Linked DNA regions of Homo sapiens: region 2 is linked to region 1. A link is an interaction called in ENCODE POLR2A ChIA-PET data of the cell type or tissue named here. Cell type or tissue: Panc1. All regions are shown on one strand. Each heading gives the region's core, and the rest is flanking DNA. Links, peaks and the distances in the headings are about the cores only. Region 1 overlaps RHOH (ras homolog family member H). Region 2 overlaps N4BP2 (NEDD4 binding protein 2).

Region 1 (5,498 bases), core at 266-5,265:
GATTTTCTGACCCCAGAATACATCACGATTGTCTGGTCTCTCCACTCCCTCATCATGGCTTTTTATCTACCATTAGTATTGAGTTCCAGGTCGGGATGCATTTTAGAATCTACCAAAAAGCTAATGTAGACTTCAGGTTTAATCAAGAACTTTTTATGAACTCATAGCTCAAATAATTTTCAGAGCTTATCTTTTCTTGTGAAAACCTGCTTGACATCTTAGCCATTGATTATGTTTCTTTGCTTTATCTGGACAGATACAGTCTCACGAAAAGTAAGTTCCTACTATTGAGTTGTACTGACCCCACTCAACTTGTAAGCATTTCTTTCTCAGCACTGGGGCCGAGCACTCACAGAGCCCTGTCCCCTCTGTCATGTCATAACTCTACAGATGCACCAAAGTGAGTCCTTTCATCACATTTCATTCTGGGTAAAGGGCGCCTCCTAAGTACGAAATCCTTGAAAGAGAAGAGCCAAACTCTCCTCTTCCCTGTCACTCCCTTGTTCAAAGGAAATACCTGAAACCTGAGGGGTGGAAAAGTGAGATAAGAAAAAGAGAATATTGGCCAGGCACGGTGGCCCACGCCTGTAATCTCAACACTTTGGGAGACCGAGGCGGGTGGAGCACCTGAGGTCAGGAGTTCAAGACCAGCCTGACCAACATGGTGAAACTCCATTTCTACTAAAAATACAAAATTAGCCAGGCGTAATGGAACATGCCTGTAATCTCAGCTACTTGGGAGGCTGAGGCAGGAGAATCACTTGAACCCAGAAAGCAGAGGTTGCAGTGAGCCGAGAGTGCACCATTGCACTCCAGCCTGGGCGACAAGAGCAAAACTCCATCTCCAAAAAACAAAACAAACAAACAAACAAAAAATGAAGAGAAAGAGAATATTGGCTGGGCACAGTGGCTCACACCTGTAATCTTAGCACTCTGGGAGGCCAGGGTGGGAAGATCGCTTGAGCCCAGGAGTTCAAGACCAGCCTGGGCAACGTAGTGAGACCCTGTCTCTATAATTTTTAAAATTAGCCAAGTTTGGTGGTGTGCACCCATGGTCCCAGCTACTTGGGAGGCTGAGGTGGGAGGATCACTTGAGCTCCAGAAGTTGAGGCTGCAGTGAGCCATGATCACACCACTACACTCCACTGTGGGTGTCAGAGCAAAACCCTGTCTCAAAAAAAGTTTTTTAATAAAAAAAGAAAAAGAGAATATTTCCCAAGCTTTTTATAACATTAAATAATGGTGTATTTCATCTCTGCCAATTTATATGCAATCAGCCTTTGGAGTTATGCTTTAAATACCAAGGATTGGAATGGAGACCTTTGCAAATGATGGTGTTGTGTGACATAGGTGGGTCCCATTCTCATTGCCAGAAAGACAAGGGCAGGACAAAGGTCAGACTTGGAATATTTTATTTAAAAATATATTTTTCCAGCTACTCGGGAGACCGAGGCAGGAGAATGGCATGAACCCGGGAGGCAGAGCTTGCAGTGAGCGGAGATCACACCACTGCACTCCAGCCTGGGTGACAGAGCGAGACTCCGTCTCAAAAAAATAAAAAAAATCTAAAAATTAAAAAATAAAAATAAAAATATATTTTTTAAAATACAGGCTACTTGACTGGCAGGGGTGGAGCTGCAAGCTACATGAGGTCGGATGTGGCAAAGCCATTCAGTCAAGCTGCTCTGGGAGGAAGTGGGGCAGGGTGGTTTTGAGCAGACCCACTTGAGACTCCTGGGGCAGCCACTCACCTGCTGCATGGGCTTGGCCTTGTCACATCAACATGCTGAGCCTCAGTTTCCTCATGTAAGATGGGACTCAGTATAATGTGGGCCTACACACATGTGGCAAAAGAATGCTTCGCTCGGTGGCCGGCACAGCACATCTGAAGCACTGAACAAACTTAATCAGGATGCTTCTAGCTTTCTTGTCACTCACTGCACTGGATTCTGCTGCCCAGTTAACTAGTCAGTGGAAAGTAAGACAGAATAGAATTGCTATGGATGGAATGTTTGTGTCCCCACAAATCTCAAAATGTTGAGGCCTAATCCCCAGTGTGATGGTATTTGGAGGTGAGGACTTTGCGAGGTATTAGATCATGAGGGTTGAGCCCTCATGAATGGGATTATTATCCTTAGAAGAAGAAACACCAGAAAGATGATCTCTTGCTCTACCATGTGAGAACACAGCAAGAAGACAGCCATTGCAAACCAGGCAGAGGGGTCTCACCAGAACCCAACCATGCTGTCCCTTGCCTTGGACTTCCCAGCCTCCAGAACTGTGAGAGATAAATTTCTGTTATTGAAGTCCCCTAGTCTATGGTTTTCCACTATAGCAGCCCAGGCTGACAGAGACAAGAATGAACTACCCGACCATGAAAATTAACTCTTTAATGTCATCAAGAACATATTTAATGCTGCTACTTGGAATAGTTAAGAATCGATATGCAATAGTCTACAAAAAGGTACCACAAATTTTGAAGTATAAGAAACCTGTGTCTGCATCTAGGCAGGCAAAAGTAAGTATGTGCTTATGTAGAACACACAACACACGGATTCTACCCATATGACCTATTTTTCTTCTTACCCCTACAAGGCTGGTGAGGGTCTGCTTGCTTTCTATAACCACTGTGTGGCACAGAAGCCCAATTACTGTCTTTCTCTCCATTTCAGTTTAACACAACTTTACCTCCATTGCCTTCCCTGTGCTGAGCCCTGGGGACACTGAGGAGACCAGGAGGCAGTGCTACCTTCAAGAACAGCAGTCTAGCAGGAAGACAGACACTTATCGGCTCCATTTCTGCCAGATTCTGCCACTGGAAAGGGTTTACACATAGATTCCTGGTCTCAGGTATGAGAGTTCCCAGACGGAGCTGTTAAGCTTGGCTCCCGCCAACAGGTGGAGGTCTCACCTGTGTGTCTTTGCCCAGGTGACAGCAAAGCCATTTGAGTGTGCCCTCTCTGGCCTTCCCTTCCTGCTCTGCTGCCACCGTGGAACCACCTCCTCTTCCTTCACTTAGGATCATGTATGGTGGCCCTTCCCACTTTCAGATACCCACCCCCATCTCTCTTCAACAAGAGAGAAAGAAAAGCCTGGGGGACAGCCCACTGCAGTGAATAGAAATTCCTTCCCACTGACATGTTAAATACCTCTCATGGCAAAGGCTGGCCCTGAACACCCGCATCCGTGATTTAAGACTCTGTGGGTTGAGGGAGAAGAAGAGAATCCCAGGGATATCAGAGGATATGAGATCCCTTCCCCTCCCCTGCCCGGTCATCTTTCAAGCCCCCCAACCCTGAGCTGAGAACTAGAGACACGGGCTCTCCAATCAAGGGAGGCGGGTGACTTAGAGGTGAGTACAAGCCACCGCCTGGAGAGCAGAGAAGTCTGAGTGAAGGCAGCTGTGTCAGCCCCAGGGAACCGAGGCAATCCTCCCACCAGAGATCAAGACCCCGGTCCCAGGCCTTTTACTGGCTGTGGATAGGAGGAGAGAGAGAAGGAGAAAGCAATGTGTGAATGAGCACACATTTGGTTTTTGATACTGATTATAGCTGTAAGGAATTGACCACACAAGGGAACAGAGAAACTGGTTTGGCTATGTCAACATAATTCTAATCAAAGTCATTTATGCCAGCCACCTTACCTTTTGTGTGTAATAGTCACGTTACCCCATAACAATGATGTACCTTCATAAAGGTGGTTCAGAGTGTTTCTAAGTTTTGATTAGGGCAGTAATTGATTGATCTATCTAGGTGCCAGCCTTTGCAATTTCTTTCTTTTTTTTCTTTTCTTTTTTTTTTTTTTGAGATGGAGTCTCCCTCTGTTGCCCAGGCTGGAGTGCAGTGGCGCGATCTTGGCTTACTGCAACCTCCGCCTCCCAGGTTCGAGCAATTCTTTTGCCTCAGCCTCTTGAGTAGCTAGAACTACAGGCATGTGCCACCACACCCAGCTAATTTTTAGCTAATATTTAGAAGAGACGGGGTTTCACCATGTTGGCCAGGCTGGTCTTGAACTCCTGGCCTCGTGATCCACCCGTCTCAGCCTCCCAAAGTGAGCCACCACGCCCTGCCCAACCCAGCCTTTGCAATTTCTACCTTAAGTTATGTAGTCCTCTGTTCTCCACTTTAACAGATGAGCAACACCATTGCTTTTAAACTATTCGATAGAATGAGGTTTGAGTTGTGTGTGTGAGAGCAGGTTGTGTGCGAGTATGTGTGTGTCTATTTATTCAGTATTTCCCCTGATAACTTTCTGTTCTCTGAGCAGTTGCTATATAGCTTTCTTATTCCTGTGCTTGGAATTTGATTTTTCTTTTTTGAAGGCTGTAAATTCTACCTTTTTTCCCTTACATACACATATATATGTAGATATCCCCCCAATAAGCCTAACTAGACCTTACGATTCATAAATTATGTTGCCACAACAGCTCAGTTTAGACAAATTTATAACAAATTTGTGAAATTAACAGAACTTTGAGACCCCTGTCTTTCACAGGACCTGCAGTCGCCTGGGAACCACCCTACCAGAAGTGAAAGTGACACTCTCTTGCTTCTGTTCCAAGTTCTGTTGCCATTGCTTGGAGCAGTCTGATTCTCTACCTGAAAGATGGTGTTTCAATCAATCTTGGTGAATGAGAGGAGAATATTTAGTGCATAACTGGAGTTGAGTGAAAGACAATATAGTAAATAAATGAATGATGTTTTATCATTTCAGAAAAATATAGTGATAACTTTAAAATCATTAGGCAGTATTAGGATATCTTATGGAACTGTATTTTATATCCAACTGTGAATAACAGGTAAGTAGAAAACAAATTGCAAAGATTCATTTATGGTCATTTTTAAATTTGATTACCCATTTAAATCCAGCAGCCAAGTGGTTTCAACAGACTTTCTACTTGAGGTGAAAATAATAACACTACAAACATATGGCAGAGCTTCGTACAAGCATTTCACTCACAGAGGAGTTTATGTTTTCGAGGATGTAGGAAAAGATTTTCCAAGTGTGAAAACTAAATATATACAAAAGCAATACATTTTGTTATTAGTTAAATAAAATGTGTCTTTAAATATGGAATTCTTTGAAAAACTCACTTCATCGTCCAAAATTATGGAGACTATTTCACTTTTTTAATCAAAGATGGAATATTCATCACAGTTCCCCAAGGGATTTTCTAACTGGCCTGGGCAAGGAGTTCACTTGTAGAGTGTAGTTAGTGAAAACATCCAGTGGCCAAGCCTCATCAATAACTGTATCCAAAAGGAGACGCTGCTTGGGGTGTACCCAGAGAAAACACCAAGCTTTCCTGGCTTCCCGGCCCTCCCTCTCCCCATTAGTCTTTGGGGTGCATACATAAGTGTTGTGTGAAGTCTCTTGGGGTTTAGAAGATCTTGCACTCATTGATGGAGAAGAGCCTCCTTCTGTTTCGTCTCCTGGCCTGGTTGACGGCAGTTCGGACGGCGCACTCAAACACCTGCTGTACTCCCCGATTGCTAAGG
Region 2 (5,254 bases), core at 255-5,254, 180 kb after region 1:
TTCAAATCCCTGCATTGGAAGAACTGTCTAAAAATTTTATTTTCTCTGTGCACACAGAATTGATAATGATCAGACTAACAAAACTCCTATTATTTCCTATACGGTTTCAGTTTCTTAAAATGAAAGTAGTTTATATTTGTTGTTTCAACTTTTTTCTGTTGACTCCTTGACCCAATACAATCCACCCTCCCATCCCAAGCAGCATTTACTGGTTTTTTTCTGTCTGGCCCTTCTTGGTCTCTGTCATGGACTTTCTGCCTTCTGCTCACTTTTTTCAGTGTCATTGCTCGCTAAGGTTCTGTTCCTAATCTTTTGTTCGATTTACCTCTTCTAGGTCCATTCAAACCCATGGCTTCAATGCCTGTGTGACTCCAGTCAATAATTTTCTCCCAAACCCCAATATAGTTAATTGTTTGACAGACATATCCACTTGAATATTCCATGGGCACTTCAAACCTGAGAGGTCCAGCTTAAATTTCCTTCAATGACTCTCTATAGCTTTCAAGATCAAGTTCCAACTCTGTGATAAAGCACTCAAGGACTTCTATGACGTGATCCCTTATCTACCTTTGGCCTCCTCTTCTTCCACTCTAATCCACCTGTACCTAGTTATTTGTTTCCCACACAAGGTAGCCCATTTCACAGCTCTGTGCCTTATACATTCTCTGCCTGAAAGTCCCTCTAACCCCAGCCGGGCACAGTGGCTCACGCTTGTAATCCCAACACTTTGGGAGGCTGAGGTGGGCAGATCAGGAGGTCAGGAGTTCGAGACCAGTCTGGGCAACATGGTAAAACCCCATCTCTACTAAAAATACAAAACTTAGCGAGTGTGGTGGTGCATACCTGTAATCCTCCTGAGTACAGGAGGCTGAGGCAGGAGAATCGCTTGAACCTGGGAGGCGGAGGTTGCAGTGAGCCGAGATCACACCACTGCACTCCAGCCTGGGCAACAGAGCAAGACTCCATCTCTACCCCATCACACCCAACCCATATTTATTGGTTCAATTTACTTTTCTTTAGGAAAGTTTCCCACTATCTCAAAGCATGATTTAGCCACAGCTCCCAATGCACCCTAGACATCTATCTTAGCACCTTTGTATTTACTTGTTGAGACTACTAGTCTGTAAGCATCTTGCAGATAAGTGTTTTATTTAGCAAACAAGAGCTCAATAAATACTTGTTATTGCCGGGCGCGGTGGCTCACGCCTGTAACCCCAGCACTTTGGGAGGCCGAGGCAGGCGGATCACAAGGTCGGGAGTTTGAGACCAGCCTGACCAACATGGCAAAACCCCGTCTCTACTAAAAATACAAAAATTAGCCAGGCGTGGTGGTGCGCGCTTACAGTCCCAGCTACTCAGGAGGCTGAGGCAGGAGAATCACTTGAACCCAAGAGGCAGAGGTTGCAGTGAGTCAAGATCACACCATTGCACTCCAGCCTGGACAACAGAGCGAGACTCTGTCTCAAATAAATCAATCAATAAATAAGTACTTGTTATAAGCTAGCATAAGCCAAAAGGCCAACTTCTTTAAAATGTTGGACTTACCATTTTCGTACCTGGAATACACAGGTCCATAGTACAGGGCATCTCTTTACCACAAATAAAGTACCAATGAAAATAAATTCATAATCAGAAAGGTGGTTAAGAATTACAGTGGATGAGGCCAGGCATAGTGGTTCACATGTGGTCCCAGCACCTTGGGAGGCTGAAGCAGGAGGATCACTTGAGCTCAGGAGTTCGAGACCAGCCTAGGCAACATAGTGAGACCCCCCCCTGCCGCCCCACCAATCTCTCTAAATAAATAAATAAAATTGGCCAGCACGGTGGCTCACACCTGTAATCCCAGCACTTTGGGAGGCTGATGCAGGAGGATCATCTGAGGTCAGGAGTTCAAGACCAACCTGGCCAACATGGTGAAACCCTGTCTCTACTAAAAAGACAAAAAATTAGCTAGGTGTGGTGATGCACACCTGTAATCCCAGCTACTCGGGAGGCTGAGACAGGAGAATCGCTTGAACACGGGAGGTGGAGGTTGTAGTAAGCCGAGATCACACCATTGCACTCCAGCCTGGGCAACAAGAGCAAAACTCCGTCTCAAAAAAATTAATTAATTAATTAATTTAATTAAAAATAAATAAATCAATAAAACGATAAAGAATTAAAGTGGATATTCTTTATGTCTGCCCAGAACTCCGTCCTCTCCCCTACTCAAGGTCTGCTCTGCTTTTTGCTAACAGATCCCTGGCCATGTAAGTGAGCATATCACAACCTAGAATGAACTAAGCATAGTACTTCATCCCTTCAAACACTAGATTTGGTCAAGGTTCTAGTTGATACCCCTGTGCTGCCATGAAACAGGTTTACCATGTGAAGAAACATATTTTCAGTAAAAGGAATAAAGCCAGTATGCACAGAGTATAAGTACGGAAAGGTCCCAACTATGGGAAAGTTCCCACCCTAGCTCTTCATGGCCATCCTTATTCATACAATGCCTATTATATGGTCATATGAACCAATAACTTTTTCCCCTACAGGCTACTTCAAGCTGTATTTCTGTTACTTGAACACCAAAAAGTCCTAACTAATAAAATAGAGAAACCAAATTGATAAAAATTAGACATCAAAGGATTTTTTCATTCAGGCTATAAAAGGGCCTGGTATGCCTTCTCTGGCTTAGAAAACTTTCATCTATCAAATATAATGTCCCTTTCCTCTCTGTATTAGATAAACCCCAAAATTACTATTTCATTCTCTTTCAATACACTCTATGCAAATCACATCATTTTTTAAGACAGTCCATTTACCGCTATGTGGTGAGATGACAAATAAGCAAGCAATCACAATGTAATAAAAGAACATGGAGTGCTAAGGACACAAAGAGGAGGCCCATGTAACTCAGACTTGAAGTATCCGAGGGCTTTCTCCTAGAGCTACCACCTAGGCTGAGACCTGAAAGACAAGCCTGAGTTAATAAAACAAAAGTGAGGGTAAGGAACAAACTAGGAAAGGTATTCCAGACAGATAGAAGCTTCTGAACTCAAGTGCAGATTTAAGAACTCTGACCCCTTCAGGGAGAAATACAAGGAACTTAATAGGGCTAGCACACTGACAGCCAAGTGTCAATAAGGATCCAAATCATGAGGATCCTGAAAGCCAAGTGAAGAAGTTCAGAAGTCTCAAAAAAAAAAAAAAAAGAAGTTCAGAAGTTATCCTAAAGGCCATGAAAAGTCACAAAAAAGTTTTAAGCAGAGGAGTAATGTGTTAGACAGATTACTCTAGCTACAGTGGGAAAAATGCATTGGAAGACTGAAAGCAGGGATGAGCTGTTAGGAGGCTCGTGCAACAACCCAGGTGAGACATGATACTAACCATGGAGTAGGAGGGCAGCAGCGAGGATAGGGAAAAGGAACAGATTCAAGAGATATTAAAGAGAGGAGGATCACGAAGTCAGGAGATCGAGACTATCCTGGCTAACACGGTGAAACCCCATCTCTATTAAAAATACAAAAAATTAGCCGGGCGTGGTGGTGGGCACCTGTAGTCCCGGCTACTCAGGAGACTGAGGCAGGAGAATCGCTTGAACCCAGGAGGCGGAGATTGCAGCAAGCCAAGATCGCACCACTGCACTCCCACCTAGGTGACAGAGCGAGACTCCGTCTCAAGAAAAAAAAAAAAAAAGTAACCAAAAAATAAAGCAGTAAAAACAAAACAAAAATAAATAAATAAATAAAACCAAAAAATAAATAAAGCAGCAAATTAATGCAAATATTTTCAAGAAAAAAAGACACTAATGGCCAGGCATGGTGGTTCACACCTGTAACCCCAGCACTTTGGGAGGCCGAGGCAGGCAGATCACCCGAGGTCAGGAGTTCCAGACCACCCTGGCCAACATGGCGAAAACCCATCTCTACTAAACATACTAAAATTAGCCAAGCGTGGTGGCAGGTGCCTGTAATCCCAGCTACTCGGGAGGCTGAGGCAGGAGAATCACTTGAATGTGGTAGGCGGAGGTTGCAGTGAGCCGAGATCACACCACTGCACTCCAACCTGGGCAACAAGAGCAAAACTCCACCCAAAAAAAAAAATAAAATACGCCAGACACAGTGGCTCAAGCCTGCAATCCCAGCACTTTGGGAGGCTGAGGCGGGCGGATCACCTGAGGTTAGGAGTTTGAGACCAGCCTGGCCAACATGGTGAGACCCCATCTCTACTAAAAATACAAAACTTAGCTGGGCGTGGTGGTGCACATCTGTAATCCCAGCTACTTGGGAGGCTGAGGCAGAAGAATCACTTGAACCCAGGAGGCGGAGGTTGCAGTGAGCTGGGATCATGCCATGGCACTCCAGACTGGGCAACAAGAGCGAGACTCCATCTCAAAAATAAATAAATAAATAAATAAAATGAAATAAAAATATGAAAATTAGCCGAACATGGCAGTGGACACCTGTAATCCCAGCTACTCGGGAGGCTGAGGCAGGAGAATCGCTTGAACCTGGGAGGCAGAGGTTGCAGTGAGCCAAGATTATGCCACTGCACTCCAGCCTGGGCAACACAGCAAGACTCTACCTCAAAATAATAATAATAATAAAGACACTAATAACCTTAAATCTGGGGCTTGCATAAAGTTTTAAGAAAAACAGCCAGCTGAGGGTGGTGGCTCACACCTGTAATTCTAGGGCTTTAGGAGGCCAAGGTGGGAGGATTGCTTGAGCCCAGAAGTTTGAGGCCAGCCTGGGCAATATGGCAACACCCCGTCTCAATTTAAATTTTAAAAAAAGAAGAAGAAAAGAAAAGAAAAGCAGCTAATACATGATCAAAGGATATGCTCATACAATCCACGTTTAGAAAAACAGGCCAGGCGTGATGGCTCGGGCCCATATTCCCAGCAACTTGGGAGGTTGAAGTGAGAAGACTGCTTGAGCCCACAAGTTTGTGACCAGCCTAAGCAACACAGCGAGACCCTGTCTCTACAAAAAAATTTTAAAAATGAGCCAGGCACAGCGGTATGTGCCTATACTCCCAGCTACTCGGGAGGCTGTTGCAAGAGGATCCCTTGAGCCCAAGAATTCAAGGCTACAGTGAGCTATAATCATGCCACTGCACTCCAACCTGGACAACAGAGGGAGACCCTGTCTCAAAAAAAAAAAAAAAAAATCTAGCTACTTAGCCACATAAATTTATTAAAGCCTCTTTTAATTTTTAAAGTATGTGCGGCCGGGCACAGTGGCTCATGCCTGTAATCCCAGCACTTTGG

What was found. ChIA-PET counts read pairs that join two places held together with the same protein. Peaks named below come from ENCODE experiments on the same cell type or tissue, not always from the same donor. Only the 100,000 strongest peaks of a DNase experiment are listed, where the experiment ranks them.
Region 2: POLR2A ChIA-PET joins it to region 1 with 6 read pairs; 15 of 35 experiments call an interaction of 5 or more read pairs at or near these places.

Annotation. Positions count from the first base shown.
Region 1 is chr4:40,243,845-40,249,342 of GRCh38, reverse strand. RHOH (ras homolog family member H) reads right to left here. Exons shown (of 3, transcript NM_004310.5): 3 at 2,376-5,498. The coding sequence ends at 5,381. Among named protein-coding and RNA genes, the nearest start is that of RHOH, 50 kb to the right of the region's middle. In Panc1, for the core only: no CTCF peak of the experiment used is centred there; no DNase peak of the experiment used is centred there; H3K27ac peaks cover 1,947 bases.
Region 2 is chr4:40,060,503-40,065,756 of GRCh38, reverse strand. The region is part of intron 1 of N4BP2 (NEDD4 binding protein 2); the gene reads right to left. Among named protein-coding and RNA genes, the nearest start is that of N4BP2, 6.3 kb to the right of the region's middle. In Panc1, for the core only: no CTCF peak of the experiment used is centred there; no DNase peak of the experiment used is centred there; H3K27ac peaks cover 345 bases.